Regions from separate parts of the Homo sapiens genome. Here region 2 is linked to region 1. The links are chromatin loops, found by intact Hi-C in ENCODE. Cell type or tissue: heart right ventricle. All regions are shown on one strand. Links, peaks and the distances in the headings refer to the core of each region. The heading gives the core; the rest is flanking DNA. Region 1 has its middle 94 kb from the start of SPRY2. Region 2 holds the start of LOC105370276 (a long non-coding RNA gene).

What was found. Hi-C counts contacts between places; a loop is a spot of excess contacts. Peaks named below come from ENCODE experiments on the same cell type or tissue, not always from the same donor. Only the 100,000 strongest peaks of a DNase experiment are listed, where the experiment ranks them.
Region 2: it touches region 1 in a loop (8-fold over the local background); 3 of 110 quality-filtered maps call a loop at or near these places.

Annotation. Positions count from the first base shown.
Region 1 is chr13:80,427,077-80,443,502 of GRCh38, forward strand. No RefSeq gene overlaps it. Among named protein-coding and RNA genes, the nearest start is that of SPRY2, 94 kb to the left of the region's middle. In heart right ventricle, for the core only: no CTCF peak of the experiment used is centred there; a DNase peak (open chromatin) is centred at 9,688; H3K27ac peaks cover 4,090 bases.
Region 2 is chr13:80,349,772-80,366,197 of GRCh38, forward strand. It overlaps LOC105370276 (a long non-coding RNA gene), which reads left to right and starts at 6,584. Exons shown (of 4, transcript XR_001749939.2): 1 at 6,584-7,439; 2 at 10,785-10,945; 3 at 11,830-11,915; 4 at 13,323-16,281. RefSeq lists enhancers at 9,072-9,836, 9,837-10,601. In heart right ventricle, for the core only: no CTCF peak of the experiment used is centred there; no DNase peak of the experiment used is centred there; H3K27ac peaks cover 3,521 bases.

The DNA of each region.
Region 1 (16,426 bases), core at 4,789-12,788:
CTGTTTTGCTGATATTTGAGTCATAGTCCAGATGTAGATGAAAATCTACGTTAATTTTTGGAGATCTTGAAAAACTGAATAAGAGTGATGAGGGGACGGAAGTGTAAAGATAGCCCTTGAATGTCTGGCTTCAATAATTGGATGGTACTATTAATTGATATCAAGATTTCAGCAGGAGGAAAACATTTTGATTATAGAAAGAAATTTGTTTGCACATTGGACCTGATTGTTTTTCCAGAAACACCTTATACTTGAAAAATTAGAAATTTTGATTAGTGAAAAAGGAAAAAAAATGAATCACAGGGCAGACCTGAGTGGGTTGTCTCTATTTGGGTAGAGAAACTTAAGAGACCTGTAAACACTGAGTTTCTGAAGACAGTGGCTCTAAAATGTTAGGAAAGAGTGCTAAAAATTATTGAAAAGGTGACGAAGACTAACTTAAGTTTCAGTAATTTATGTCAGTTTTTACAATCCTGAACTTCAATAAAAAGGAAACTGTGTTTCTTTTTTTCATGGTTTCTTATTTGTATATATTATGATCCCAAGTTCCATAATTCATTATTCTCTGTAATACCATAATTCCACCTTGCAGGTTAGTGAGATAATATTAGAATCTAGGAGCTATTTATAAAATAGGAAAAAAGCTTCAATTTCCAAAAGAAGACAATATATAAGAAAGTGCTATTGAATTGCATCGAAGATAAAACAGGAATTCAAGAAAAAGGGCTGAGGGTTGGCTGTTCTTGGTCTCTCATCTCCACATCTTCCCACGCTTCTAGTCCATCTCCATGAGTTAGAGAACTTGGCTACTATCAGCTAGGGGAATACTGAGTAGGAGGTTTCTACTCAGTATTATAAAACATAATGTAATAATGTTGAAAAACACTAAAAAGAAAAAGAAAACAATCACCAATACTTCCATCACTTTAATGCAGTTATTGGAATGTTTTATTCATTTCTTTCTAGTCATATTCTATAGATTTATATATATATTTTAGATGGTTGCAATCTTAGATTGATTTTTTTTCTCAATTAGTAACATAAGCATTTAAAAAAATGTTGCTATATGGTCTGCATACTTTTTAAAATGGCTTTTAAGTTTGTTTTTGAGGGGAGATTTGAATGCTAAATTTTAACATTTTTGCCACTTTAAATAATGCTTTTATGATTATACTGACAGTGCTTAAGACATGCTGTCCCAAAATATGGCACCTTGGCTTTTGGAAAAACAAAAACACAGAAGCAGGAAGGTCACTTTGACCATCTCCCACTCTTTGTTCTGGAAGCAGGCCATAAAACTTAGGAAGGTCACTCTCTGACCACCTCTTCCCTTTCTCCCCTTGAAGACCTTCATGTGACAAGTGTCCTGCCCTAGACCTGGAGAAAAGGAACTGTTACACAGGAATGCCAACAAGAATCTGAACAAACAGGCCTTGCTAAGTTCCTCCCATTCACCATTGGATACTACTGCCCTTTTGTTCTCCAGTCATACTTCTGCACTACTGTTCATAAAATTATGCAATTTCCCATTTCTTTGGGTCTTCACTTCTGCAGACTGGCATGTCACGTACAACATATTAAATTAGTATGCTTTTCTCTTCTCAGTCTGTCTGTTGTTATAGGGGTTTCAGCCCTGAACCTTGTGATAGGTGAGGAAAATATATTACTTTTTCTCTTCTACATTTTCTGGCACATAGAGTGGCAGAGACATCCTACTGGCTCTGGAGTCTGCAAATGAGATCCTGGGAAAACTGACAAAGTGCTGGCAGAAGGGTAAGAACTCTTACCGAGGACAGCTCTCTCAGATCTCTGTAGCTCCCTGTAGAGACTGAAAGTTTTTTTTCCTTGGCCAGCACAATGGCTCATGCTTGGAATCCCAACACTGTGGGAAGCTGAAGTGGGAGGCAAGAGGATTGCTTGAGCCCAGAAGTTTGAGACCAGCCTGGGCAACATAGACCTTACCTCTATAAAAAGTTTAAAAAAAATCAGTTGGGCATAGCGGCATGTACCTGTAGTTCTAGGTACTCAGGAGGCTGAGGTCAGAGGATTGCTTGAGCCCTGGAGGTTGAGGCTATAGTGAGCTCTGATCTTGCCACTGGAAAATTTATTTTTTATTGTCCCTTTTTTGTTTTAGATTTAGATTAGCAGGCGAAATACTTCATACCCTCCACCTCAGATTGGGAGGTGTGTGGAGTATTTCACCTGCTAATTAATTTTTTAACTTTTCTCTTGTTAATCTGTCTTTTGTTATAGGAATCTCTGCCATGAACATTGTGACAGGTCAGAAAAATATTACTTTTCTCTCCTACAATACAAATATAGATAGGCCCTTTCTATTGGATTTTTACATAGAATAAAATTACCATAAAGAGAGATTACTTGTAGAACAATGACTATAATTCTTTTTAACTGTGTACTGGCAAATTGTTTTCCAAAAGTTTTCTTTAATATATGCTGACATCAACACTGTGTATATTTTGTTAGTGTTACATGATCTAATTTTAAAGGCAACAATTATTAGTTTTTATTAGGCAGATGTTATATAATCTAAAAGTCAATAATGATTATTCATCATAAGATGTTATTGTTTTAAAAAATTGCATATTTTTTGTTACCGGTGAGGCCAAAACCTCTAATATTTTGTTTATGCATTGTATTTTTGTTAATTGATCATCTGTATTTTTGTTCATTGAGCTGCCTGCCTTACCATTTAAATTATTTGGTTGTTGTTCCTTAAAAAGTTTAAGGTTTTGTGGAGTTAAATTTGTTAATTATTTCCTTTTGTTGTTTCTACTACCTTTAAACCTTTAAAAGTCATTACTTCTCCAAAGACCTGAAAAATATTCTTTTCTAGGTTTTTTTTTTTTTTTCCTCTGAGAGAGGGTCTCACTTTGTTGACCAGACTGGAATGCAGTGGCACAATCATGGCTCACTGCAGCTTCACCCTCCCTGGCTCAAGTGATCCTCCTGCCTCAGTCTCCCGAGTAGCTAGGACAACAGGTGTGTGCCACCATCCCTGGCTAGTTTATTTTTAGTAGAGACGAGGTCTCACTATATTGCCCAGGCTGGTTTCAAACTCCTGGGCTCAAGTCATCCTCCCACCTTCGCTTCCCAAAGTACTGGGATTACAGTTGTGAGTCACTGTGCCTGGCCCTTTTCTAGTTCTTTATGATTATTGGATTTATAAAGGCACTGTACAAAAAACATTTTTGTGTAGAATGTAAGGTAGATCTCCATGCCTTGTTTTTTGCCAACATTTTAACCATTAATCCTGTGAAAGATTTTTTTATAGTAATCAGAGCTGTGCAGAAATGGAGCAGTTCACCAATCTTAGAGGAGGACCATATACTGAGCACTCATTATTTGTATTTTAAGCTCCAAATGGGTTGAATTGAATTATTGTTATTTAGAGACAGGATCTTGCTATGTTGCCCAGGCTGGTCTTGAACTCCTGGCCTCAAGCAGTCCTCCTGCCTTGGCCTCCCAAAGTGTTGGGAATTACAGACATGAGCCACCATGCCTGTCCTGGAAGATGTTTTAAGAACTCTTTCAAACTTGAAGTTCAAGAAAAAGATGTGTTTAGATGGGAAATTAAATGTGTCTATTTCTCATTTATGAGAGATTTCTTAAGAAAACTAAACTTTATGGCTTTCCAGATGACTAATTGCAGAGGATTGTGATAAAAGTAATTTTAAAAACTGAACTAATGATTTATTTAGAAAGTATTTTCTATCCACAAGAAGTAGTTTGCTTAAAGTCACAAGTCAAACTCCTCACAGTTGATCATTTGTTAGTCTTTACAAGTGACTGTCTGAAAAACTTACCTCTTACTGTTTGACTTGCCACAGAGAAGAGCTAACAATGTATCTTTTGGGTATGTAGAGAGAAAGCTTCTTGGTCCTCCAGTGAATTTGTTCTCTTATCAGGTACAAACCCCTCTTCAGTGGAAAGTAGTACTCAATTGTTCCCAGTCTGAGTGGTTTCTGATGGAATTTTTTACAATCACTTTATTTTTTATTTTTTTGTGACAGAGCCTTGCTCTGTTGCTCAGACTGGAGTGTAATAGTGTGATCATTGGTCGTCACAGCCTTGATGTCCTAGGCTCAAGTGTTCCTCCTGTTTCAGCCTCCCGGGTAGCTGGAACTACAGGCATGTGCCACCATTCCTGGCTAATTAATTATTATTATTTTTTTCTTGTAGAGACAGGGTCTCTGTTTTCCAGGATGGTCTTGAATGTGTGGCTTCACACAATCCTCCCATCTCAGCCACCTGAAGTGCTGGGATTACAGGCATAAGCCACTGTGCCCAGCCTACAGCCACTCTAAATTCTACATTGACTACTGTTGTTCATTGTCGGCACAATGGAAAGCAAGGTTGTTTTGTACTGTTATTGGTGTAAGGTATCTGAGTTACCAGCAGCAAATCTATACATGTCTGCAGCAACCTCAATTCTTGACTCCTCAGAAGAAAGAATTTCACGCGGGGCATAAAGGCAGAAAAAGAGACCGAGGCAAGTTTCAGAGCATGAGTGGAAGTTTACTTTAAAAGGCTGTAAAACAAGAAAGGAAAGGAAAGTACACTTGGAAGACACCCAAGCTGGCGACTTGAAGGACAAGCGCAATGTTTTTTTTGAGACGGAGTCTCGCTCTGTCGCCCAGGCTGGAGTACAGTGGCGCGATCTCGGCTCACTGCAAGCTCCGCCTCCCGGGTTCACGCCATTCTCCTGCCTCAGCCTCCCGACTAGCTGGGACTACAGGCGCTCACCACCACGTCCAGCTAATTTTTTTGTATTTTTAATAGAGACGGGGTTTCACTGTGTTAGCCAGGATGGTCTCGATCTCCTGACTTCGTGATCCACCCACCTCGGCCTCCCAAAGTGTTGGGATTACAGGCGTGAGCCACCGCGCCTGGCTTTGACAAGTGCAATGTTTAACCTTGATCCTCGGACTTTCTAGATTGTCCCACTTCCGGCATCTTGCATCCCTTTCCCATGATTCTTCCCTTAGGGTGGGCTGCCCACATGCTGGGTGCCCTCCTTACCCTTGGAAAGTGAGCATGTACAGTGTGTTTGGGAAGTTGTATGCATGTGCATCTGAGACTTTCTTCCCTTTTAAGGTAGAGTGCCCCCAGAAGGTTATATTCCGCCATTTTGACTCTTAATGTATATGCCTGGGAAGTTGCTTCTCCCTGGTATCTATGTTCAATTAACACTTTAGTGCCACAAGTGTGGACCATCAGGAAATGGCCTCTCCCTGGCACCGGCTACCAATTTATCACTTTTAGAAAGGCAACGTGACAATTGCCAAACCATCACCCAACATTCTTGGTGGGTGGGGGAGAGCCCTCCCCTGCCCCACTTATGCCTCTAAACTACCTGTAACAGTACCAGAAGTCTAGTTTTACAGTAGCATATTTCCGTGTTAGACATCAAAATATGCCACACTAAAATAAGACTCAAACTTTTCATAAAACAAATTTACATCTACGAAGGGAATCTTCATTTGTAAGGTTGTCACTCTGTCCCCACACTGGGAAGAGGTTGACTAAATCTCTAGAGACTCCAAATCAACGGTGAAGGTACTGACTTAAATCTGCCGTGCAAATTTTTCTTTTGTTTAAGGTGATTTACCTGCCCATTCTGTTTTGACTAGGCGTTTTCCCACAGCCTTTTTGCTTTGTTTCACAGAACAGTACTTAAACTATACCTTTGAAATCAACTCTAAGGATTTACTGATTTCTCTGCGTTATCTTTCATGTATATTTTCCAGGGAGATGTACATATTATCAGATATTCAGGAAGTGTACATGTTATTAAACTTCTATTTGCTTTTTTCATGTTAACCTGTTTTTTGTTACAGAGAGTCCCACTTAAGAACTATGAAAGGTAGACAAAAAAATTATTTGTATTTTCATACACCTGTATCTGGAAACAGGATGGGGCAAAAAATAAGATAGTTTACTCATTGGGGATGTTGGGGCTCAGAAAACAGTATCCCACAATATGGCACTTCGTTATACTGGGTACTTTGAATTAATGGCAATTGAAAGGCCTTGGAACCAAGATCTCCCTAACTTTTGCTTGCCCCCATTTTCTTTCAATTCCAAAGTTCAGAAAGGGACTTTCTCTGAAGTTTTCTTATCTGACAGAAGGAAATTCCTCTAAAAGGAATGCAATTGTTACAAACCCTGTTTCTGGAATCTACAATAACCAGAAAAATTAACTTGTATCGCAGGAGAGGAGACTAAAAGGACTCCGCACACAGGCCACTATGCCCTGACAGACTTTTCACCAATTCTTCTGAGGGCTGCTCAGAACTGGTGAGAAACCTGTCTGGGCATAGTGACCTAAGAGACTTTATCTGCATAATAAGATAACCTTTGTTCATCATGCATTTCCTTCCCTCACCTTCCACAGCTTGTGTCACCACTTCTCCAACAGAAGTCACTATTTTTTTTTTTCTTTTGGTGGCTCAAAATGCTATTTAAAGTTGAACCATTTGAACTTTCTTTGAGTCTCATATTTTGTGGTACTCCCATGCATACACACATAAGTTTGTATGTGTTTTCTTCTATTTAATCTGTCTACTGTCAAGTTTACTTCAGAAATTCCTATCGTCAAACTTTCAGACAATAGAGGAAAAGTTGAAAACATTCCTATGGAGGAAAAAAAGCACTAGTTATCTCTATTTACAAACAGAAAAACTGAGCGTAGAAAAATTAATATCTGATCTATGTTGTCAGTAGAAGGGTAACTTATTTCCCAATTACATAGTGATTATTAGGTGCCAGGTATAATTCAACCCTGTCAGGTTAGCATTATTTTTATTCCCATTTTAAGATAAGGAAGCTGAGGCTCAGAGAAGTTAAGTAACTATCTCAAGTCACAGGAGTCTGGCTCCATAGACTGTCCTGTTCACCATTCAGTAAGGCTAGGACACGAAAGAAAATCCTGACTTGTGGGGTTAATCCTCTTTCCATTAAAGGTAAGTGCACATTCAGTTATCTCATGAATAATCAAAGCCATATTTACATTTCTGTCCAATGTATTCTTGAAAAAAAAAAAACAATCTCTTCCTTCTCTTCCAGGTTCATTAGCTTGTCTGTAAATTAAATTGACATAAGGCAGATTAACAAGAGAAAAACAATTTTAATTACGTACATATGCATGAGAGTATGCATATGAGACTCAAGCTAGATGATTGAGGCTTATATATCAATCTGAGCTACAGAGAGGAATAGAGGTTTGGGGTATCCTGGGAAATAATGGAGACACATTATGGAAGGGTGAAGAAAAAAGCCCAATTCAGATGAGATGGCCAAGAAAAGCACCTTAAACAAATGTAAGGTTTCTCTATTTGATTAAGAGTCTGTAGGGATTTAGTCATCCTTTTCTTTCTGGTGCAGAGGAGACACACTTACAAATGAAGATTTCCCTTATAGATACAGATTTCTCTTACAAAAGGGTAACTTTCCTGAGCTTCTGTATCTGCAGTTTGTGAGAATAACCAGCTTAAAGTAATCAATATGCCAAAGAGGCATATATTTTTTATTTTTATATACTTTAAGTTATGAGATACATGTGCAGAACATGCAGGTTTGTTACATAGGTATACACATGCCATGGTGGTTTGCTGCACCCATCAACCTGTCATCTACATTAGGTATTTCTCCTAATGCTATCCCTCCCCTTACCCCCTACCCCCACCCCGACAGGCCCCAGTGTGTGATGTTCTCCTCCCTGTGTCTATGCATTCTCATCGTTCAGCTCCCACTTATGAGTGAGAACACGTGGTGTTTGGTTTTCTGTTCCTGTGTTAGTTTGCTGAGAATGATTTCCAGCTTCATCCTTGTCCCTGCAAAGGACAAGAACTCATCCAAATAGGCGTATTTTAGGGGTGTATACTCTGGCCTCCTACCATCATATTTGGGATGGCATGTTCTGAACCCCATCAGTACCTACTCTATCAACTATTTCATCACGTGCTCCTACCAGTCATACACTTGATCTAATGCTTGTTTTATGTGACCCCACCATAAAAGGAAAAAATCAATTCTATTCTGTAATGAGATGAACTACTGGTACATAAGGTTACAAAGTACTTGCAAATGAAAAATAAAATTCTAAGGCCTCCCAACCATGTGAATGGACTCCATTGTCTTGGCCAGGGCACTCCAAAGTTAACCTGAAAGACTAGTTCAGGCCATGACAGAAAGTAGGGGTTAGACATGCCTCATTATGCTCTCCTCTCCTTTGGAATTTAAGGAAAGCTGACCATCATTTAATATCAAGACAGACCTTAAGTCTGAAAAGAAACATGTATAATCTATTCTCTCTGAAGCCTGCTACCTGGAGGCTTCATTTGCCTGATAAAACTTTGGTCTCCACAACCTCTTGTCATATCCCAGACATTTCTTTATATTGATGGCAACTCTTTCAACCAAATTGCCAATCAGAAAATTTTTAAATCTACCTATAACCTGGAAGCACCTGCTTTGAATTGTTCTGACTTTCTGGACCGAACCAATGTACATCTTAAATGTATTTGACTGATGTCTCATGTCTCCCTAAAATGTATAAAACCAAGTTGTGACCCATCCACCTTGGGCACATGTCATCAGGATCTCCTGAGATTGTGTCATGGTTGTCACCTTAACCTTGGCAAAATAAACTTTCTAAATTGATTGAGACCTGTCTTAGATACTTTTGGTTTCACATACTGAAACTTTGAGCTGGAAGCCATATTCTTTAAAGGATACATGTATTAAAGCAGGCTTTATTTGTTTGGCTGCTTCAAAGACATAGAAAGGAAATCAAACACAAATGTGGTCAGGTTAAAAAGAATGGGAAGATCTTCTTGCATTCTCTCCTATAGGAAGTTGGAAGAGGACCACACTAATCTTGTTCTCATCACTAGGCTTATTCACAAGTAATACGAAGGCAAGGATAACCCTTTGTCAACCAAAAGAGATAAGGAGACTATCTTAACATTACGTTATTGAATTGACTATGAAATAGGATGCAGATAATTATTAGTGATTTTCCCCACTTCTATTATAACCTGCATTCAATTGCTGCAACTATAAAATATCAGCTAACTTTGCTGTGACTCATAGAAGAGAAGGAATCATAAGCTTATAAAAATTATCTTCTATCTTTATTCTGTTGGATCTCTTCTTTCCTTCTTAAGTTACATTTTGAAGAATTATGCTAAAATGTTTGGTCATTTTGTGTTTCTTTGAAATATCTAATTCTTAGGTTTTCCTGATTTAAAAAATTAGAGAAAACAGAATACAACTTAAAATGTCAATGTTTGTAACAGAGGTATCAATATTATTAGTATACCCTGTTCTCATGATAAAATATTTACTTTTCTGTAAAATGAACTCAAGCATTTCTTTAACCAGAACTTTGAGCTGCCTGCTTATGAGAACTGCAACATATGGTTTTCCTCTTCCACTTTTTAATATTTTGGTCTCCAGTGAATCCACATACAAAAGCTTCCTTCCTCTAGCTGGAGTCCACAAATGAAAGGCTTTTCTTCTTCTGATTGTAGATTAGCCTGCCAAGAAACAAACATGAGCTGGAGAACATCACTTTAATTTATTGATGGGATACAGATGACACGGAAGTCTGTCCTCTTCTAGGCTTTTGGGAACACTTTAGGCTGACCCAGCACAGCTGAGTTCATACGGCAAAGACAGCTTTTGCCAAAAACCAAAGCCAATAGTCATTGCAAACCTCTGAACCAAAACATTCCTTAAGTGCTTGAATTTCCCTATAATTTGTGTAGGTTCCCTTTTTGTCAATGAAGCTAGCAGTGGATAACTAGCTCAGCGCAATCAGACAAAACAACTGTACCATTCATTCAGTAATTAGATGATAGCTGTACTGCATACTTTATGGTTTCCGTTCTTCATTCTTTCTTTTCAAGACCTTGGAGACAAACTGGGATGTTTGGCAAAGCAGAAGTTCTTGTTGAAAAATATCCTGTCTTTACTTCAGGGTTGCTAGTAAGTCCTATTCTCAGAGGCAAAACATTAGCTGCACACAGCAGGAGAGGATCAGCCAAGTTTAAAAAAGTTTGGTTCTTATTTATATTACCTTTTGCCTCACTTTACAGTTCTGCCTTACTCAACACTGAAGAAGGTTTCTAGTCTTATATCTAACAGGATGTAATGAATTTGATACATGAGCTAAATGCTTACAGTCGATCTTACATAAATTTTAAAATTTTCAGATATAAAAGTTTTATGAGAAGTGAAGTACAAACAGAAAGATAGAATAATTAAATGGAGAGGAAGTCTGTGTGATTAGAGTTAATCTGCTTTGAAGAGCACATGGCAGATTAAATTACTGCTTGGGCTAAGAATGGTGAGCTAATGCTTTTTCTTTTTTGCAAACTGTTTTTGTTTCTGAAACCACTAGAAGTAAAAGGGAGGGAAACTTTCTACAAGAAAACTGTAATACACTCTTAGATTTTGTTGCCATTACTGCCTTTAAGAAGTAAAGGTATCACATTCATGAAGTTGATGCTGCCTGCTGCCTGCACTGAAGATTATCTGGTCCTATTAGTCAGGGGGCTTGGTTGCAAGTGACATAGCTTAAGCTAGTTGAAGGAAAAGAACAATGGTTTTGGCTTTTCTATCTAAACCAGGAAGGGCAGGAGTAGAGCTGTCTTTAGGAATATCTCAAATCAGCGATCTAGGTCCTCATCAGAACTTTTTCCTTCCCTTCTCATCACTGCTGCTGCTTTGGCTCGACCTCCTGGGGCCATCTGGAACCATAGCTAGAAATGTGGCTAATGAAATATTTAGCCTCAATTACAGCTCTGAGATCAAAGATTTGAAAATTTGAAACTCTTCTCAAATTCCAGATGACCCAGGACAGTACTATGATTTGCCTGGCTTGAAGATATGTCCCTTCTCTTGAATCTGCCACTTTGGACACTGAGATGAGACATAACTGGCCCAGCCTAGGTTGCAAACCCATCCCTGACTTTGATGCCAAGGGCTCGGGACATGTATCCAGAACAAGGAAAGGAGGACAGAGCAAACAAAAATAAGAATCATTAGAAATTTCTCACTGTTCCTTAGGTTATCCCCTCAAAAATAGTATTTGATATTTAGAAATGTGTTGGGATTCTTCTCTGAAAATATGGTATGACTGAATATACCAAGTAGATTTTACTTGTAATATTGGAAGGCAGGAGGTAGTCAGCTGAAAAGGAAATGGTGTTTGTAGTCCTTGATTTGATATATGAGCACAAGAAAAATTGTATAATTCGACTGAGGTTATGCTTCCCTTGTACTCTAAAGAAACATTTAAAACTTTTTTTTCTAAGTTTACTCGATGGGAAAGTAGTACCTGCAGTACTATTAAATACAATCTAATTTTTCTCATTATTGAAGTGTAAAACAAATTGGCTTGAAGGCCAGGTTAGCCATAGTGTTCAGCAGAGAAAGGGGTGCATAAAACTGTCACCTTGCTCCAGAGCAGGGGTTGTCAATTTTTTTCTATAAATGGTCGGGTAATATTTTTGGTTTTGCCAGGCATATAGTCTCTACTGCACCTATTCAAGTCTGGTCTTGAAATAGAAAAGCAGCCATATGTAAATGAATGTGTGTGGTTGTATTCCAATAAAACTTTATTTACAAATACAGAATGTGGGCATTGTCAACCCTGATATTTATAATATATGTCAAGGAGGTGTACAAAAATAAATACTAAATAAATTCTATGTATTAGCATTTAGAGGTATGCTTGAGTGACCTAAGAGTATAGTTTTAGAAATCGCTTGATCTGGCTGGGTGCAGTGGCTCACGCCTGTAATCCCAGTACTTTGGGAGGCTGAGGTAGGTGGATCACAAGATGGGGAGATTGAGACCATCCTGGCTAACACGGTGAAACCCCGTCTCTACTAAGAATACAAAAAAATTAGCCGGGCATGGTAGCGGGTGTCTGTGGTCCCAGCTACTTGGGACACTGAGACAGGAGAATGGCCTGAACCCGGGAGGCGGAGCTTGCAGTGAGCCGAGATCACGCCACTGCACTCCAGCCTGGGCGGCCAAGTGAGACTTCGTCTCAAAAAAAAAAAAAAAAAAAAAAAATAGCTTGATCAGAAGATTGTCTATTAAATGTAGTAAATAGAAGTTTAAAAATGCTAATTCTTGGGTAAAAACGTAATCACAATTAAACTATTTCCATTATTGGGAAGTGCTTGTAGATGTGCTGCTTATTTTGTGTTAAAATATTTTTCAAGAATGAACATAACATTGATTGAAATTAAAATCCAATATAAACATTTGGAAATAAATGTGCTTTTTACAGTATGTGGGCATACCTAACTTTTTACTTCTGGGACAAATAGTTACTGGCAACATATATGGTGAGCAAATTTGTTCTTTTATTTGTAATGCTTGCAGTCATGTGGGTGTACCATTATTATTTGACATTTGAAATATGTCTCAATTGAAACATGAAACTTTTTCATGAACTGAAAAACTTGGAACTCCTTCAAGCAGAGGATTATTTTTACAAAATAACATTCAATATTTCCATTATATCTGTTTATTTTTAGGCATTAGGTAGCTATAAAAAATCACTTTGGGGCCAATTTTGATGTACTTCTTAAATATAATTGTACCAAATAAGAAAATATATTTTTCATATTTCATGCACTCTCAGATGCACTTTTTTTTTTTTTTTTTTTTTTACATTTTAAGCTCTTTGAAGTCAGGATTCTTCTAATGATGGAAAACAACTTACAAATTGCTGTCTGCTAGGTTGCAGTAATGAAACAGTTGTAATTACCTGCATGAAATTAGTCTGAAAACTCTCCTTTGGAACTTTAGTGTGAGATTCAGAAAGTCAACACGAATATTTATGGTATGAGGAACCGGGTCATGGAAGAAAATTCTCCAGACCGTGGGGGAGTATTCTTTTAAGGAAAGTGCATGACACCGACATTGATTTTGCAAAGGAGAGTTGTGTGTGGAAAGTCATAGACACTGGTGATGCTCAATCAAACTTTGATTTAGAAGAGCAGGCTTTAAATGCAAAGAACTTTGGAAATGCCTTTACTCATTTATTTTGCTACTATATTCATTTTACGTATACACAAAAGTAATATACAATAAAAATCTATCTAAAGAAGTCTAAAATAACTCTTCTAACAAGTATAATCACTGTAAGTGATAAAGCATTCTGTCATAGTTTAATTGGAAGCATTTTTCTTAGTGGTATATAGGAAAATGGGGCTTCCTACAATCAATTATGTATTTGATGCAATGACATAAAGCAATATATACATATATTTAAATATTAATAAATGCCAACTTTACTTCCTATACTTGCAGTGACAACAACAATAATAATCACATAACTGCTCTTATTAAATAAAATCCAACTTGTTAACTAAAAAAGCATAACCACTGCAGCATCCATTTATTCATACATATCTCACTGACTCTTCCAAAACACAGCTTGAAAAGATCCAGCATGAATGCTTAATTTCAGTACACTGAATTTAAGACCAAATACACACTGTATAAGTACCAAGGCTAAATTGTGATCATCATTACATTAGATTCTATATCTTTGCTATTATGAATAGTGCTGCAACAAATGTGGGGGTACAGGTATCTTTTTGATATATTGACTTTTTTCCCTTTGGATAAATACCCACTAGTGGGATTGCTGGATCATGTGGTAGTTCTATTTTTAGTTTTTTGAGAAATCTCCACACCATTTTCCATAATGATAGTAATTTACATTCCCACCAAAGTGTTTAAGAGTTCCCCGCTTTTTTTCACATCCTCACCAGCATCTGTTATTTTTTGTTTTTTTGATAATAGCCATCCTAGCTGGGCTGAGATGATGTCACATTGTGGTTTTGATTTTAAGTTCTCTGATCATTAGTTTAAGCATTTTTTCATATACTTGTTGGCTGTTTGTATGTCATCTTTTGAGAATTGTCTACTGGGATTATTTGTTGGTTTTCCTGTTGAGTTGAGTTCCTTGTATATTCTAGACACTAGTGGCTTCTCAGATAAATAGTTTACAAATATTTGTCTCTATTCAACAGGTTGTCTCTTCACTGTGTTCATTGTTTTCTTTGCTGTGCAGGAAGGTTTTAGTTTAATTTAGTATCATTTGTCTATTTTTTTATTGTTGCCTGTTCTTTTGAAGTCATATACATGAAACCTTTGCCTAGACTAATTCTTAAAGTGTTTTCCCTAAGCTTCCTTCTGGTAGTTATATAGTTTCAGGTCTTACATTTAAGTCTTTAACCTATTTTGGGCTGATTTTTGTATGTGGAAAGAGATAGGGGTCCAGTTTCTTTCCTCTGCCTACAAATATCCAATTTTCGCAGCATCATTTCTGGACAAGAATATCCTTTCTCCAATGTATGTTCTTGAGACCTTTGTCAAAATCAATTGTCTGTAAATATGTGGATTTATTTCTGGATTCTCTATTCTGTTGCATTGGTCCATGTGTCTGTTTTTGTGCTGGTACCCTGGTGTTTTGATTACTATAGCTTTCTAATATATTTTGAAGTAAGGCAGTATGATGCCTCCAGTTTTGTTCTTTTTGCTTAGGATTGCTTTGGGTATTTGGGGTCTTTGTTGGTTCCATATGAATTTTAGGATAGTTTTTTCTATTTCTGTGAAAAATGACATTAATATTTTGATAACGATTAAATTGAATCTGTAGATTGCTTTGAGCAATATGATAATTGTAACAGTATTCTGATCCATAAGCATAGAATATCTTTCCATTTGTTTGTGTCCTCTTCAATTTCTTTCATCAGTGTTTTGTAGTTTTCTTTTTAGTGGTCTTTCACTTTAGTGAAATTTATTCCTAGTATTTTACTTTATTTGTAGCTACTGTAAATGAGATTGCCTTCTTGGTTTCTTTCTTAGTTCATTATTGGTGTATAGAAAATGCTACTGCATTTTGTATGTTGATTTTGTATCCTACAACTTTACTGAATTTAGCTTTCAGATCTTAGAGTCTTTAGGTGGAGTCTCTAGGTTTCTCTAGATAGAAGATTACATCATCTGCAAAGGGGGACAATTTTACTTCCTCTTTTCCAATTTGTATGCTTTTTATGTATTTGTCTTGCCTATTGTTCTGGCTAGGACTTTCAGTACTATGTTGAACAGATCTGGTAAAATTGGGCAGCTTTGTTGTGTTCCAGCTCTTAGAAGAAAGGCTTTCAACATTTCCCTGTTCAGTATTATGATAACATTACATTAGTCATATATAGCCTTTATTATGTGGACATGTTTTCCTTCTATGCCTAGCCTGTTGAGAATTTTTATGAAGGGTGGTTGAATTTTATCAAATGTTTCTTCTGTGTGTATTGAGATGATCATATGATTTTTGTTCTTCATTCTGTTGATATGATGTATCACATTTATTGATTTGTGTATACTGAACCATCTCTACATCCCTGAGATAAATCCCACTTGACCATGGTGTGTTATCTTTTTGATGCACCATTGGATTGGATTTGCTAGTATTGTAAGGATTTTTGGATCTATGTTCCTCAGTGACATTGACCTGTAACTTTCTTCTTTTGCATCCTTGTCAAGTTTTGGTTTTGAAGTAATGCTGTCATCATAGAATGAGTTAGAAAGAATTCCTTCTGCTTCAATCTTTTGAAATAGTTTGAAGATAATTGGTGTTAGTTCTTCTTTGTAAGTTTAGTAGAATTTGGCAGTGTGTAAACTGGACTGGGCTATTCTTTGTTAGGAAATTTCTATTGCTGATTCAATCTCATTGCTCATTATTGGTCTGTTCATGCTTTCTATTTCTTTCTGAATCAATCTTGGTAGGTTGTATGTGTCCAAAAATTTACACATTTCCTTTGGATTTTCCAGTTTTTCAAGTATATAGTTGTTTTTGTCTCTGATCTTTTGTATTTTTGTGGTATCAGTTATAACATTTTCTTTTTCTTTCCCAATTTTGTTTATTTGGGTCTTCTTTTCTCTCTCATCCCTTTTTTATTAGTCTAGCTAGTGGTTTATCAATTTTATTTCTTTTCAAAAAACTTTTCATTTTATCAATCTTTTATATTGCCTTTGCATCTCTATTTCATCTATTTCTGCTCTGATCTTTACTACTTCCTTCCATCTACTAATTTTAGTTGGCTTATGCTTGCTTTTGTCTTATTTTTTTAAATGAAGTTACTTAACCAAAAAATGTGTGATCAAGTCTGCTGTAGGTGAGAGCCAATGTGCTTATTTATGTAAAATCATTATCCATTAATTCTTTCATGTTACCCAGATTAACTTTTTATATGGAATACAGCCCAGTTTCATGTTCTTATTTCGTAATACTTTTGAAAATATTTAAAATACAGTCCAGGTTTCTCTTGTCACTAAGTTAAAAAAAAAATTCTACCTTGGAGTGATAACTTCT
Region 2 (16,426 bases), core at 5,662-13,661, 76 kb before region 1:
ATTTAGTAAAATTAGCTGTTTTGCTTCCATCCTTTCAAAAAGCTTTAAACTTAGTAGAATTTGATTTATTTTATGTTTGCATAAACACAGGAATAATAATTTAGAGATTTAGAATAAGTTTTAACTGTATTTAGCTATATTTACCTAGTAATAGACAGTGTTTCTTACATTAAATCTTAACCATACATTGACTTTTCTTTCATGTATGACTTCTTCAAAGTACATAAAACATTTTAGGGAAGAAGGGACCTGTTTAGCCGATATGGTTGTTTCTAACTAGAATATCTACTCATTGAATTATTTGTTCAGGAAATCTGGAGGCTTGAGAATGTAAATTCCCTCTTATTTGAGGGAACATTTAGGATATTATCCAACATTTAGGCTCTTATCCAACACTGGATTGAAGTATATATTTTTGGAATGTAGCCCTGTATCTGAAATGGTTTAGAAGCTCCATCCCCCATTAGGAGGAACAGGTACATTCACCTATAATAAATTATGTAATGGCATAGGTATTTGTTGTACAGTAGAATGCAGTGGTATTTCACTGTTTTGAATTCTTTAGGCTACTATGATCCTGTAAATGTGAATTTGTATAGGAGTTAGAATAAAAATCACTGGCCGGGTGTGGTGGCTCACACTTGTAATCCCAGCACTAATTTTAAATGGTTTATTAGGAAGCTAAAATTCTCTACATATATACTGAGGGTGTGAGTGAAAAAGACTCTTAGGTTTGTAGCAAGTACAATAACCTTACAATGGAATTCAGTTCTAGGCAGAAGATGAAATACTTGAGTTCCAAGAAAGAGTCCTATAAGTCTGAGACATCATCACGGCATTTCAACACCAGGCAGGGCCAGGGATTGTGGCAGTAGACAAACGATTCTGTTTTTTTTTTTTAATTATTCTTTTTTATTATACCTTAAGTTCTGGGAGACATGTGCAGAACGTGCAGGTTTTTACATAGGTGTACATGTGCCATGGTGGTTAGCTGCACCCATCAACCCATCATCTAGGTTTTAAGCCCTGCATGCATTACATATTTGTCCTGATGCTCTCCCTCCCCTTGTCCCCCATCCCCCGACAGGCCCCGGTGTGGTGTTCCCCTCCCTGTGTCCATGTGTTCTCATTGTTCAACTCCAACTTATGATTGAGAATATGTGGTGTTTGGTTTTCTGTTCCTGTGTTAGTTTGCTGAGAATGATGATTTCCAGATTGATCCATGTGCCTGCAAAGGACATGAACTCATTCTTTTTTATGGCTGCATAGTATTCCGTGGTGTATATGTGCCACATTTTCTTTATCCAGTCTATCATTGCTGGGCATTTGGGTTGGTTCCAAGTCTTTGCTGTTGTAAATAGTGCTACAATAAACATACCTGTGCATGTGTCTTTATAGTAGAATGATTTATAATCCTTTGGGTATATACCCAGTAATGGGATTCCTGGGTCAAATGGTATTTCTGGTTCCAGATCCTTGAGGAATCACCACACTGTCTTCCACAATGGTTGAACTAATTTACACTCCCACCAAGAGTGTAAAAGTATTCCTATTTCCCCACATCCTCTCCAGCATCTGTTGTTTCCTGACTTTTTAATGATCTCCATTCTAACTGTTGTGAGATAGTATCTCATTGTGGTTTTGATCTGCATTTCTCTAATGACCAGTGATGATGAGCTTTTTTTCATATGTTTGTTGGCTGCATAAATGTCTTCTTTTGAGAAGTGTCTGTTCATATCCTTCCCCCACTTTTTGATAGGGCTGTTTTTCTTTCTTGTAACTTTACTTAAGTTCCTTGTAGATTCTGGGTATGATGTCAGATGGATGGATTGAAGAAATTTTCTCCTATTCTGTAGGTTGCCTGTTCACTTTGATGATAGTTTCTCTTGCTGTGCAGAAGCTCTTTAGATTAATTAGATCCCATTAGTTGATTTTGGCTTTTGTTTCCATTGCTTTTGGTGTTTTAGTCATGAAGTCTTTGCCCATGCCTATGTCCTGAATGGTATTGCCAGGGTTTCTTTCCAGGGTTTTTATGGTTTTAGGTTTTACGTTTAAGTCTTTAATCCACCTTGAGTTAATTTTTGTATGAGGTGTAAGGAAGGGGTCCAGTTTCAGTTTTCTGCATATGGCTAGCCAGTTTTCCCAACACCATTAATTAAATAGGGAATCCTTTCCCCATTGCTTGTTTTTGTCAGGTTAGACCAACAACTCTTTTCATGTATTTGGCATTCATTTCCCAAGAACTTCATACAATTGATAAAATAAGTTTTTTTCCTCCATCTTCATAACTACTTTTCAAGTTATTACAAATCATGATACTTTTTAAGTCTAAGATAATGTAAAATACCCTCTGTCAGCCCATAGTACCTGAAGGGTAAGTACCTCTTCCATGAAGTCACTAGCATCATGGCTTAGCAGGTGTTATAAAATGAATCAGCTGGGATCAGGAAGGATTTGGTATGCTTTCAGTAATAGAGAGAGAATTTTAACAAAAATCTCGAGTATATTTTAATACCCATTTTTCATCAATTTATACTGAGTACTTTATGTTCCAGAATTATGCAGAAAAAAATGCATGTATTCTTTTTTTCTTATAATTGCTCTCCAAATAGCAAATGGATTTATTTATTTCTCTTCTGAATTATATACTCACTGTATGAAAAAAAAAAAACCTCAAACATTTCCTAAAATTATAAAAGCAAAAATCTCAGAAAGAATTCTTTAAGTATATTTGAGACATCATAGTGGCATTTCTGGTTAATATTTGGTGAATATTTACTTTAAAATTCCATATTGCTAGTCATTAGATTCCAGACATCTGGAGGTTTGGGGACAGGTTGTTTTGCTAGAATAAGTAGTGTTGTGATAGGCATGCTTTTTTATATTTGCACATTTGTGTTTTCTTAGGATAGATTCATGAAAATAGACTTTAAGTCAAATGTGTGCATATTTAAAATTTCTAATAATACTGCTAATATGCTCCCTAAAACATTATTCCAGTTTGCCTTTCTAACCATTCTATGAGAGTGACTATTTCCCCAAAACCTGACCAATAGCAAGCTTTGTCAAAATTTTAAATCAGTGCTTACCTGGTATGTGACACAGAATATCTAATTGTTCCGTTTTTTCTGTGTTTACTTCAGAAGTTGAGCATATTTTCTTATAGTCATTGGACATTTGCTTTTTCTTCTGTGAATTCAAGTTCATATCCTTTTTCCATGTTTTAATTGAGAGGCTTGTCCTTTATTTATTTATTTTCTGAAGTATCCTATTTAAAAATGCAAATATTCTCCCATTTTCTATTTATCTTTCAAACCTACTTTCAGTATTTTTCCTTTTATTTTGTGTTTCACCATACAAGACATTTTCAACTTATATGAAAACTCATGCCTATCAATTTTTCCATTTACGGTTTCTGGTTGTGTTCAGTTGCTTAAAATAGCTTCTTGCAGCCAAATTATAAAAATATTGGCCCTTCTAGTACATTTATAATTTAACATTATCACTCATACCAACTGGATTCTGGATGATTTTAAATTAGTGCTTAGGTCAGGCGCAGTGGCTCACGCCTGTAATCCCAGAACGTTGGGAGGTGGAGGTGGGTGGATCACCTGAGGTCAGGAGTTCAAGACCAGCCTGGACAAGATGGTGAAGTCCCATCTTTCCAAAAAAAAAAAAAAATTAGCTGGGCATGATGGCAGGTGCCTGTAAGTCCAGCTACTTGGGAGGCTGAGGCGGGAGAATCGCTGGAACCCGGGAGGCAGAGGTTGCAGTGAGCCGAGTCACACCACTGCACTCCAGCCTGGGTGACAGAGAGACTCTGTCTCAAAAATAAATAAATAAATAAATAAATAAGTGCTTATCTGGTAGATGAAGCAGAATATCTCATTGTTTCATTTTTTCTTTGTTTACTTCAGAAGTTTAGCATATTTTCTTATATTCATTGGACATTTGCATTTTTTTTTCTGTGAATCATCCAGAATCCATTTGGTATGAATGATAAAGCCAAGTTGCTTATTGGCATGCTCTCAAGGCCAACCGTGGTGGATGGATAAGTTTGGACGATGAAAGATAATAAAGGAGGATGATCCTATGTGAAATTTTGATTCAAAGCATGACAATTCTCACCCCAAATTAATCTATAGTTGCCAGAGCTAACAAAAATGAAGAACAATCAGTTACATTTGCATTACAGATAAACAAGTTTCTTAGTATGTTTCATAGTGTATTTTATCTTAGTATGTTTCATATTGTATAGTATGTTTCATATTGTATTTTATATGTATTGTATTTCATATTGTATTAAATTTGTGTTAATTTTAACACAAAATTAAGTGGAATAAGTAAATAAAAATACAGTGATATTTGAAATGACAGCCAGAAAGTCATAAAATTTACTGATACCTTATGAATTGAGATACTTAGGTTATTCAGAATTTTTTTTTAGAAAACTATATTATATTCTGCTGGGCGCAGTGGCTCACGCCTGTAATCCCAGCACTTTGGGAGGCCGAGGCGGGTGGATCACCTGAGATCAGGAGTTCGAGACCAGTCTGATCAACATGGAGAAACCCCGTCTCTACTAAAAATACAAAATTAGCCAGGCGCAGTGGTGCATGCCTGTAATCCCAGCCACTCGGGAGGCTGAGACAGGAGAATCGCTTGAACCCGGGAGGTGGAGGTTGTGGTGAGCCGAGATTGCGCCATTGCACTCCAGCCTGGGCAACAGAGCAGGACTCTGTCTCAAAAGAAAAAAAAAAAAGAAAACTATATTATATCCTAAAGATGACCCACATTCTCACTTCATTATCTCTACAGAGCTATTGTTTTTCAATGTATGATGTTTCTACACAACCAAATAGAACTTTGAGTCCAGCTTTATCCAAGACCTAACATAGAGTTAATCACATGCAATAGGGATGTTATTCTATTTTTTTTTCAAATAGCAAGGATTCTTGTTTTGTTAACTATGTTAATGGTTCTCAACTCTGGCCATATATTAGAATTACATGGGGAGATTAAGAAAAATAAGATGACAAGAACCTTCACACAGAGTATGATTTATGTTGATCTAGAAGGGGGTCTTTTATAAATTATTCAATCTCCCAATGCCTCAGTTTCTTTACTAGTAAAGTGGGGGATAAAAGTATTTCCTATGTCAGAGCATCACTGTGAGGATTAAATGCTGAATGCGTGTGGTGTTTTAGAAGATGTCTGACTTCTAATAACCCTTCAATAAATGAAAGTCATTATATTATTATATTTTGAAATCATAATAGGGATTCATAGCTCACCAAAAACAAAACTAGAATGTAGACATGGAACAAAGTATGGATAGATGATGGTGGGTGCTAGAACAGGCTTATACCTGCTTGCAAGAGCTGATTATGTGCATCTCTTCCCATGTTTTTAGTAATGTCAGGTTCGAAAATTAGCCATGGTCGCCAGGCACAGTGGCTCACGCCTGGAATCTCCAAACTTTGGGAGGCTGAAGCCGGTGGATCATCTGAGGTCAGGAGTTTGAGACCAGCCTTACCAATGTGGTGAAACCTTATCTCTACTAAAAATACAAAAATTAGCCAGGCGTGGTGGTGAGAGGTGACAGCGCGCTGGCAGTCCTCACAGCCCTCGCTCGCTCTCCGCGCCTCCTCTGCCTGGGCTCCCACTTTGGCGGCACTTGAGGAGCCCTTCAGCCCACCCCTGCACTGTGGGAGCCCCTTTCTGGGCTGGCCAAGGCCAGAGCCGGCTCTCTCAGCTTGCAGGGAGGTGTGGAGGGAGAGGCGCGAGCGGGAACCAGGGCTGCCTGCGGCGCTTGCGGACCAGCTGGAGTTCCGGGTGGGCGTGGGCTTGGCGGGCCCCGCACTCGGAGCAGCCGGCCGGCCCTGCCAGCCCTGGGCAATGAGGGGCTTAGCACCCGGCCCAGCGGCTGCGGAGGGTGTACTGGGTCCCCCCGCAGTGCCAGCCCACCAGCGCTGCGCTCGATTTCTCCCCGGGCCTTAGCTGCCTTCCTGTGGGGCAGGGCTCGGGACCTGCAGCCCGCCATGCCTAAGCCTCCCACCCCCTCCGTGGGCTCCTGTGCGGCCCGAGCCTCCTCCATCCCTGCTCTGAGGCGCCCAGTCCCAGCGACCACCCAAGGGCTGAGGAGTGCAGGCACACGGCGCAGGACTGGCAGGCAGCTCCACCTGCAGGCCCGGTGTGGGATCCACTGGGTGAAGCCAGCTGGGCTCCTGAGTCTTGGAGAACCTTTAAGTCTAGCTCAGGGATTGTAAATACACCAATAGGCATTCTGTCTCTAGCTCAAGGTTTGTAAACACACCAATCAGCACCGTGTGTCTAACTCAGGGTTTGTGAATGCACCAATCGACACTGTATCTAGCTACTCTGGTGGGGCCTTGGAGAACCTTTGTGTAGACACTGTATCTAGCTAATCTGGTAGGGAGGTGGAGAACCTTTGTGTCTAGCTCAGGGATTGTAAACGCACCAATCAGTGCCCTGTCAAAACAGACCACTCGGCTCTACCAATCAGCAGGACGTGGGTGGGGCCGGATAAGAGAATAAAAGCAGTCTGCCCCTAGCCAGCAGTGGCAACCCTTTCGGGTCCCCTTCCACACTGTGGTAGCTTTGTTCTTTCGCTCTTTGCAATAAATCGTGCTACTGCTCACTCTTTGGGTCCACACTGCTTTCATGAGCTGTAACACTCACCGCGAAAGTCTGCAGCTTCGCTCCCGAAGCCAGCGAGACCACGATACCACCAGGAAGAACGAACAACTCCAGATGCGCCACCTTAAGAGCTGTAACACTCACCGCGAAGGCCTGCAGCTTCACTTCTGAGCCAGCGAGACGACGAACCCACCAGAAGGAAGAAACTCCGAACACATCCGAACATCAGAAGGAACAAACTCCAGACGCGCCACCTTAAGAGCTGTAACACTCAACGCGAGGGTCTGCGGCTTCATTCTTGAAGTCAGTGAGACCAGGAACCCACCAATTCCGGACACAGTGACGGGTGCCTGTAATCCCATCTACTTGGGAGGCTGAGACAGGAGAATTGCTTGAACCTGGGAGGCAGAGGTTGCAGCGAGCTGAGATCGTGCCATTGCACTCCAGCTTGGGTGACAGAGCGAGACTCCATCTCAAAAAAAAAAAAAAAAAAGAAAGAAAAGAAAAGAGAATTAGCCGTGGTCAATGTGTTTACAACACAGACATCCCCAGATGTTGGAATTTATTTTTTTAACCCCAGGAAGCCAGTTATTAACATGCACCACCAAAGGAGAGGATAGAGGTAGCTGACAGGGAAGTCTAAGAAGATACTAAAGGTTATTACCTTCACTTACTTCATGTTTTGACCTGGGCTTGGACTCAGCCAGTTGTGACATCTGTCATTCATGGAACAATCGCCTGAGCTTCAGGTCCCAAGAGATAGTGGACAGAAGAGCATGGTGAGGCTTCACTTGGCTTTGAATATAGAATAACCAGGGTGTGATTGAGCTTTAAATTTATCTTTATCCTAAGATTGGGGTAAGTTATTTAATCCTTTTCTCAAAAACCTAAGGGTTTTTTTGAGGATATGCTCAGGTGGCACAGCAAGCCACAAGATAACATGGGCTATCTAACATTATTTCAATTTACATATATATATATATATATATATATACTTGAAATACAGACCAAAGTAAATTAATAAATGATAATACAAGCCCACTGAAGGCCTACTTTAGGTTAGTGTTGGAACTCCCCAGCTACCTGTTCACTGGTCTTTGCTTTTGTTGCGTACTTAGATGGAAATGAACGGAAAATACAAGAGTATCTCCATGCCTCTGCTTCCCCACTGAACAGAGCAGGATGGTTGTCAGAATGAAAGGAAATCATGGATGTGGGCCATGGAGTAGTGGCAGTAGCTCCTGTTTTGTTTTGTTTTGTTTTGTTTTTGAGACGGAGTCTTGCTCTGTCACCTAGGCTGGAGTGCAATGGCCCGATCTCGGCTCACTGCAACCTCCGCCTCCCGGGTTCATGCCATTCTCCTGCTTCAGCCTCCCAAGTAGCTGGGACTACAGGCGCCTGCCACCATGCCCGGCTAATTTTTTGTATTTTTAGTAGAGACGGGGTTTCACCGTGTTAACCAGGATGGTCTCGATCGCCTGACCTCGTGATCCGCCTGCCTCGGCCTCCCAAAGTGCTGGGATTACAGGCGTGAGCCACTGAGCCCGGCTGCTCCTCTGTTTTTAGGAAGGTTTGTTGGGTCAGCTTATGGCTTAGGAGTTTAGCGATTAGTAAGCACCCAACCCAGGGTCTGAACATTGACTCAAGGCCTCAGTAGCCCTAAGTGCTCCCTGAGAACACAAATCCTAATAGACTAAACATGGAAAGAGCCAGAGTCTCATTGCCTGAAAAATTATTTTTGCCGATCTTTACAAAAATCAGCATTTGTTATTGTTCAATTTTGCCTTTATTTGACTTGCTTTAATGAAAGAAACATAGTAAAGATTTTCTACAAATGATTGAAACATTCTTCACTTATGGAATCACATTTATTTATTTATTTATTTATTTATTTATTTATTTATTTATTTTTGAGACGGAGTTTTGCTCTTGTTGCCCAGGCAAGAGTACAATGGTGCAATCTCTGCTCACTGCAACCTCCGCCTCCCAGGTTCAAGCGATTTTCCTGCCTCAGCCTCCCAAGTAGCTGGGATTACAGGCATGTGCCACCATGCCTGGCTAATTTTGTATTTTTAGTAGAGATTGGGTTTCTCCATGTTGGTCAGGCTGGTCCTGAACTCCCGACCTCAGGTGATCCGCCCGCCTCTGCTTCCCAAAGTGCTGGGATTACAAGTGTGAGCCACCGCGCCCAGCCGGAATTACATTTTTTTTTTAAAAGCGTTTTGTATCATTCTGCTAATTCACAGTAGATTGCAAATATGCAACATTGTTATTTCAATTTTTTTCTATGAATCTGAACAAAATCATACGTAAAAAACTTCAATGTGAGTTTTAATTTCTTAATTTTAAAAAACCAAACCACAATTTTACTATTTTTGCAAGAAAGATAAATCACATAAGACTTACCTATACAAATAATTCAACTATAAATTTACCTTTTTACAAATTTTCTTCTTTGGAAGCAGCAGATATGTAAAATCATTACATATTATGTTCATGCTGTATGTACATAAAATGGACTACAGACCCCAAAAGTAAATTCTTTGGAGATTTGGTTCCAAAGAGGGAAAACAAACCCTCTTTGTCTGAGTATGTGAAAGGTACCAAAAAAGAGTGAAAACCAGTTTTCCTCTTTTTTTTTTTTCTTTACTCTTTTGTTTTTGTAGGAGAACCAGCAGTGGAAGAAAAGATCACTTCCTTTGTAGACACTTTATGGGTTTCGGATTCTGTAAACTCTGGCACATAACTTGACCCCAAAGTTAATGAAATCCTGTTAGACTTTCCCTGCCCTCCTTCCTGCTTCCATCCTTCAGATTATCTCACGTTTTAAAAATTCAATTTCTATTTGTATACACGTGATCTTCATGTCATTGGCTTTTTATGCAGACACATTTCACCTACATCCTTTCCTTCCCTCATCTGGCAGCCAGTTGAGCTTCTTCCTGCCTTGAATACCACATTCCCTAGTTCTTCAAGCTCAGTCATTAGCACCCTGTCCCCCTACTAAAATTATGAATGAAAAGCCTTGTTGTTCTTTACAAATAACTCAGGCTGCCTCAGTCAGTCAAATTCGAATGGAAGTGACTGCCAGACAAAGGGGCGGGATGATGGACAGTGCTCACAGCAAGTCATCAATGCCCACAGGAAGTTTTTTAAGCCACAGTATAGGTAGAGAGGCTTGGGCGTTCCCAGAGGACAAGCTTACAGAAGGAGGCTGGGAGGTGGGGGGAGGGGGACTTTCTGTGTCTGTTTGGAACTTAGAAAAAACTTCCATGAAGCTCAGAGATAACAATGTACAGAGTCAGTTTTGCCCTACCAAGAACTTAAAAATCCAGCCGTGGAGACATCTACACCTTGCAGTAATTCTGGTTTGCACCGACACACACAGACAAAAGTGAAGGCACCAACCATTTACTTGGTTTTGAATGCTGAACGGTGCAAGGGTGGCTTACATACTTGGAGCTGCACAACTCCCTGCTGAGAAGTTGCATTGTCTTGGGCCCCTCTTTCACAACAGGGGAAAAGGTAATTGACAGCCCGATTGTTTGGCTGGGACCCCTGCTGTTTTAAAATCCTAGAAGGCCCCAGTCACACGTTGTCAATAATAGCCGTCGGAGGTGAGGAGTGAAGAAGGGCTGTTCAGGAAACAGTTTGAGCCCTTCAAGTGGACAGGCCTCAGTGACTTCTGCACTCTGGCTCCCACAAGCAGCTCATTCAAAAATAACCTTAAAGTAATAAATCAAACTTGTTTCCTGAACTATACAAGGAACAGCTGGTTATTTTTCCTCACTTTTTTTTTCCAAAAGCCAAAAAAAAAAAAAAAAAAAAGAATGAGATTTTACTACAGGAAACCAAGCATGTCAAAATTTGGCAAAGCAATTTGGATGATTTAACAGTTAAACACTTCTCTTTTTAATGTTATGCTTTCATCAGTCTTTTTTATTTAAGCTTTTCAGTTTTGCATTCTGTTTGCTGCAATTAGTGTCCCTTATCTGTTCACTCCCTACTTTTGAAAGGAAAATGAGTTTAGGATCCTGTCTTTAGAGTATTTTGCTGTGTAATTTCTAATGTACTGGTCAAGTAGCTCAACTTATTTTACAGGTAAAATTTGTTTTCTTCCACAGAGTTGAGTTTGGATTTAGATCTACAGCTCCACATATTTGTTTCTCCTGAGACCCATATATTTTGGAGTTCTGATGACAAGGCAGTTTTTCTTTAGTCTATTGATTTAGGAACCCTGACCTAGGAGTGCATATGCTGTAACTGAAGTAGTCTGGTGCTTTAAGTAAGAGCATTTTGCAATTTTTCTGTCTCTTTGGATCTCTGTTTGTGTCTTACTTTGTGTGTCTCTTTCTCTCTTTAAACATGTTGCACTCTAGATTCTGGAAAAAAGCATCTTCTCTTTGACTTTACAAATAATTAAAATAGAGGCATAAATAAACAATGTAAAATAATTTCCTTCTGTGATGATTACTATGTATCTTTATTTTTATAGATGACTAATGTTTTGAACAGAAACCATTTTAAATGACAATTTTTTAAATCAAAGAAATTTTGATCTTAAAAATTGTGCATCTTAGAGATGAGTTTTTCACAACTTGTGGACATCTAAAATTAAGAATGAATGTGTCAGATTTTAATGCACTGTGTCTATTTCAATCAATTTAAATATGATTGAACTGTTAATATTAAAATTAAGTATAAGGTTATGTAAAACATCTCTTTTCACAGGATAGTTTGATCACTATTTAATGAATTAAAAGAAGTGCTGGTCAGTTTAACAGTATATGGAAAATTACAAGTTATACTTTGAGATATTGTCATACATGTATCATAAATTTATTTTTCTCCTTTGACCATCCTTTCATAATAAAATGTTTGTAATGAAACGTATGCTTACAGGAAGATAATACAATTCAATTTACAATGGAATTAGGTCGTGGTAGCCTTCATTTTCTTTTATATTTGCAGTAAACAACCATGCCATAATAGCACAAATAAATCCAGCTTTATGCTATATGGTTAGACTAACACACTTGGTATACTTGCAGTATCTTGGCTGATACAACTGTGAATCCACATGGGTGTGGCTTCTATATAAATGTTTCTTCCATATATGGTTGATATTCATACTGAACCTGTTTTGATACAATTTTTCTTCACTTTCAGCATTTTCAGCTTCAAACATGTGCTACCTGACTAGATGGAATTCCTTGAGAACTGTATTAACATGTTTCAAAGAGTTGAATTAACAGGTTAGTACCATGTCAGAAAAGAGTGTTCCTTGAAAAGTTGCACAGTAGTTATACAGACAGTTCACAAACAATTATGTAATTCATAATTTATATGTGAGTTACACATTGAAAATACCATCTTTAAAATAAATATTCAGTTCTATAGATGATTCATTTCTTTCTCATTAAGTCTAAGCCTTTTGTGGTGCTAAAGGATACTCAGGAATTGATGAACTAAGTGGACCCTCCTGCAGCCTCCGTCACTCCCTCCCTTGGCTTCTGTGGACTCTGGGCCTTAGTAGGGATGAGATAGTGAGTGTAGACTGAAAGTGCTCTGTACAGACTTGCTTTGTGGCCTCCTGTTCAGCTGCCAGTCTCACAGCTTGCCCTGAGAATGGACTTCCTGTGCTGTCATTTACACTCAGTATCACACTAAGGGCTCTTTGTCACTCAGTCTTTGAGACAGAAGGGGGCGAGATAACAAATCTAGACTGCTTGTGTTGACTTTGTGGATAAAGTAAAGGGCTGGAGTCAAGAACCCTGGGTCTTATCCTAACTCTGCAACTGCCTTTCCTGTGACATTGAGCCAGCTTTTGACCTCTCCATTCCTCAGTTTTCCTCATCTATGAAATGAGGATCCCTATACTGTGTTCTCTTATTTTATTACAGAGATGTGGTTTCTGAAAGAGTTTCTAAATGCTTAAAGCCCTTAGTAAAAGATTTTTTTCTACAAGTAGATAAAATGACCTTTTTCTGCTTTGGAGAGATGGGATGGATACCGCAGTTGATTAATTACTCCCTACTCCCAGAAATACTTCTCTTTAGAACCTCGTAAGTAGGGCCTTTCCCTTCTACCGTTGTAAGTTTTTTCTCATTATTTCATTTTGTGTGCTGTCTCTTCCCCCTGCAATATTTCCTTCCTTTCTATGTGGGAAATGATAGCCCCATGCTATGGGATCAGGGTGCGTAGAAGTTGGTAAATATAAAGTACACTTATAAAAGGCTGTGTTCAAAGTGCATCTGCAGAGACGTGGAGGAAAACAAGGAGAGCATGCTGAGTGACAGGAATGAATGAGGGCACACAGTAAAGGCCATGGAAGCTTCAGCAAATTTATTGGCTTCAGAAACATAAATCCACAAAAGCAGCTACCACCTGGCTAGATGGGTCTCTGGGTCCTGGGCCCACTAATTTAGAAGGATCTTTTTGTAAAGAGATGATGTTGGACAGGGGTCAGAACCTATAGTGAAATTCAGGGATTCTCTCTATGGAGTGGGATGAAGTGTCTCTTCCACTGATATCAGTAGTTATATTCTTTTGCTTATTTAGTTCAATTATGTGAATAAATGGAATGAAAAGCGATTTACTCTACTTCAGTTAGAATTTGTAAAATATTGTGATTTTTTTTTCTTTTTTTTTTTTTTTTTGAGATGGAGTTTCGCTCTTGTTGCCCAGGCTGGAGTGCAATGCTGCGATCTCGACTCACCGTAACCTCCGCTTCTGGGGTTCAAGTGATTCTCCTGCCTCAGCCTCCCAAGTAGCTAGAATTACAGGTATGAGCCACCACACGCCCGGCCAGTATTGTGAGTTTTAAAGAATGCATTTTAATATGTTTCACTTTTTAAAGCTCCTAAGTGGTTTTGTTGCTAATTTTTTTAAATTTTGTTTTGTGAAGAGATTGGTAACATAAATTGTAAAGCAGAAATTAATTCACCTAGCTTTCCTCATCACAGTTTAAGACGGATATTTGTGTTCTGGTTTGCTTATTTGTTTTTCCGGGTCCACACATTCACTCATATGTGTTTAGATTTTTCATGTGGAAGGCAGTGATATAATTTCAGGCCTATATGTTTTGACCCTCTGTTCACACATGGTTGTTATATGCCCTGACATTGTGTTTACTTCACATTTCCTATTTTTCCACTGTATATCTGAGGATATTTCATGCTATTTTGTTACCTAAAGAGAGGCTACTGCTACATGGGGAGACATATATACATATATGTAGGAGTACACCTATGTGTGCATGTGTGTGTATTTATAAATCTCTCTCCATGTAGCAGTACACATATATATATGTATATATAATTTGTTTTTATGAGAAGGATGTGAAAAGATACACAAGTCTGTTTATAATACAGATCTGAAGGAGAGATAGGCAAATATTGATTTAAAAAAAATTTCCCCTGATTTGTTTCACTTTGTACAACAAACAGGTATTACTTTCTTAATTAAAAACATCAATAAAAAATGTTTCAATACTGATTAAAAACAGTTAAAGAGGAAATTTAACAGTGGCAAATAATATCTGTATTTTATAAGGGTTTTGCCAGTCTTGACAAAGTATCTAGAAATTCGCTAAAAGACAGTTTCTTTTGTTTTTCAGAGCACACATTAAAAAAAAAAAAAAATCGCAATGATTAGTGCTCCCTCTGCTGGTTTCCCTGCAACAGTTTGTTGCGGTGATTTGGGAGGATGAAAAGACAGCAAGGAAAATTCTGTTACTTTTGGTCTTTAAACATTATTTCTATATACAAGTGTTATCCTTGATTGGTAGCAAATGCCAATGTAGTTTCTGAAAATTTATTCTTTCTTAAAATTCAATAGTGATTCTGAAGTTGGGCTAGATAATTATAATCCTTTTAAAATTAATTCCTCCTTTCTTATATCATGAAGCAGGACATAAAGCATAACAATTCTTATTTATTGGGATTTTTCTTGGGTAGGAGTTAACCTTATATAGCTAACTCTCAGTAACTTGACCTAGCAGTAGTAAAGTTGGCTATTTGAACATCAAGCTGACACTCTAGTAAGCAAAATAGAGGTTTGGAGTGACATTATCACTGGAGAATTACATTCTGTAATTGAACACTTTGCTGTATCATTATTTTAGTCTACATCATCCTATGTGAAAGATATTTGGAAATTGCATAGTTGATTTAATTTATCTTGATATCCATACTATAATTAAAGATTCTTAGAATTCATTGGATTCATCAATTTGCTCTCTGTGAATTTGTACTTTCATGAATCAGAGTATGTTGATCCATATACAGTGTTCATTTAACTAATACTTGTATTAAATCACTTCTAAATGCTTATTATACCCTGTATTATAGTATTATATTCTGAGTCTTAAAGGTGCTTAATGTGAAGATTCTCTCTCTACATATTCAACTCTTACTAACTTTTGGCTTTAGGTAGAAATCAGTTAGTGTATTATATGATAAAATAGGAAACTATTTCCCTAGGGGTATAGGTATTCAGTAGGGAGCTTTGGAGTCTCAATGAGCTTCTTAAAGAAGCATTTTTAATGGTAGGTTTTAGGGAGAGTTTTTGTAGTAAGATAAAGTAGATGAGAAAGTGTTGCCTCTAAACAATCAACAAGCTGGGAATGGGGTGCAGAATGAGGAGAACCCTAAGCAATAGGCAATAAGGAGTGAAAGGAAGGAGGTGTCACTCATTGGGAAAGAAAAGGAACTGTATGTCCTCTACTGAGAGCTGCTGTCTTCTTAAAAGTCATTTTTGTGAGGTGTGCTTGCGGAATGGTAAAACAGAAAGGAAATAACAGAGTAGAAGGTCAGATCTCCCAAATCAACCTTACTCATCACTGGTGTGCAAGATACCATCATCAGATCATTTTAACACTCTGGAAAATACCACGGAGAGGTTTAGCAAGTGACAATTAACATCAGGGAGAAGCAGTTTCTAATAAGGAGATCCAGCCATTGCTGCTGGAGTTTAGATGTGGAATTTCTAGGCTCTGGAAAGTGTAGAGGCAGAAATGAGGTGATTACTTTCCTCTCCATCATAAGCATTATGGCTAACACCCCTATAACAAAGGCAGGTTATCAAGAAAAAAGAATAATACATTTATTTAAGCACAGTTTGATATGATATGGGAGGCTTCAGAATGAAGACCCAAAGATGCAGGGAAAATTGTTGCGTTTTATGCTGATGTTCAATGAAGTATGGATAGCCATATAAAATATGATTGGACAAAAAGGATAAAATCTAATGCTTTGATGCTAATAGACAGAGTCAGGAAACTCGGCAAAGCCTGTCCAGATTTTTCTTGGTCTTTCTGTACAGCATTATTTTGTTGACAAAAAAAGCCAAACTCTGTAAGATATTTGAAGAGGTTTATTCTGAGCCAAATATGAGTGGCAGGGCCTTTGACACAGCCTCAGGAGGCCCTAAGAACATGCACCTAAGAGGATTGTGTTACAGCTTGGTTTAATACATTTTAGGGAGACAGAAGTTATAGGCATGTAAGGTATACATTGGTTTGGCCCAGAAAGGTGGGACATCTCAAAGTGAGGGGGGAAGGTGGGGAAGGGGAGCTTCTTCGTCATAGATGGATTCAAAGATTTTCTGATTGACAATTGGTTGAAATAATTAAGCTTGGCTGGGTGTGGTGGTTCACGCCTGTAATCCCAGCACTTCAGGAGGCCAAGGGAGGTGGATTGCTTGAGCTCAGGAGTTCAAAGCCAGCCTGGGCAACATGGCAAAAACCCGTCTCTACTAAAAATAC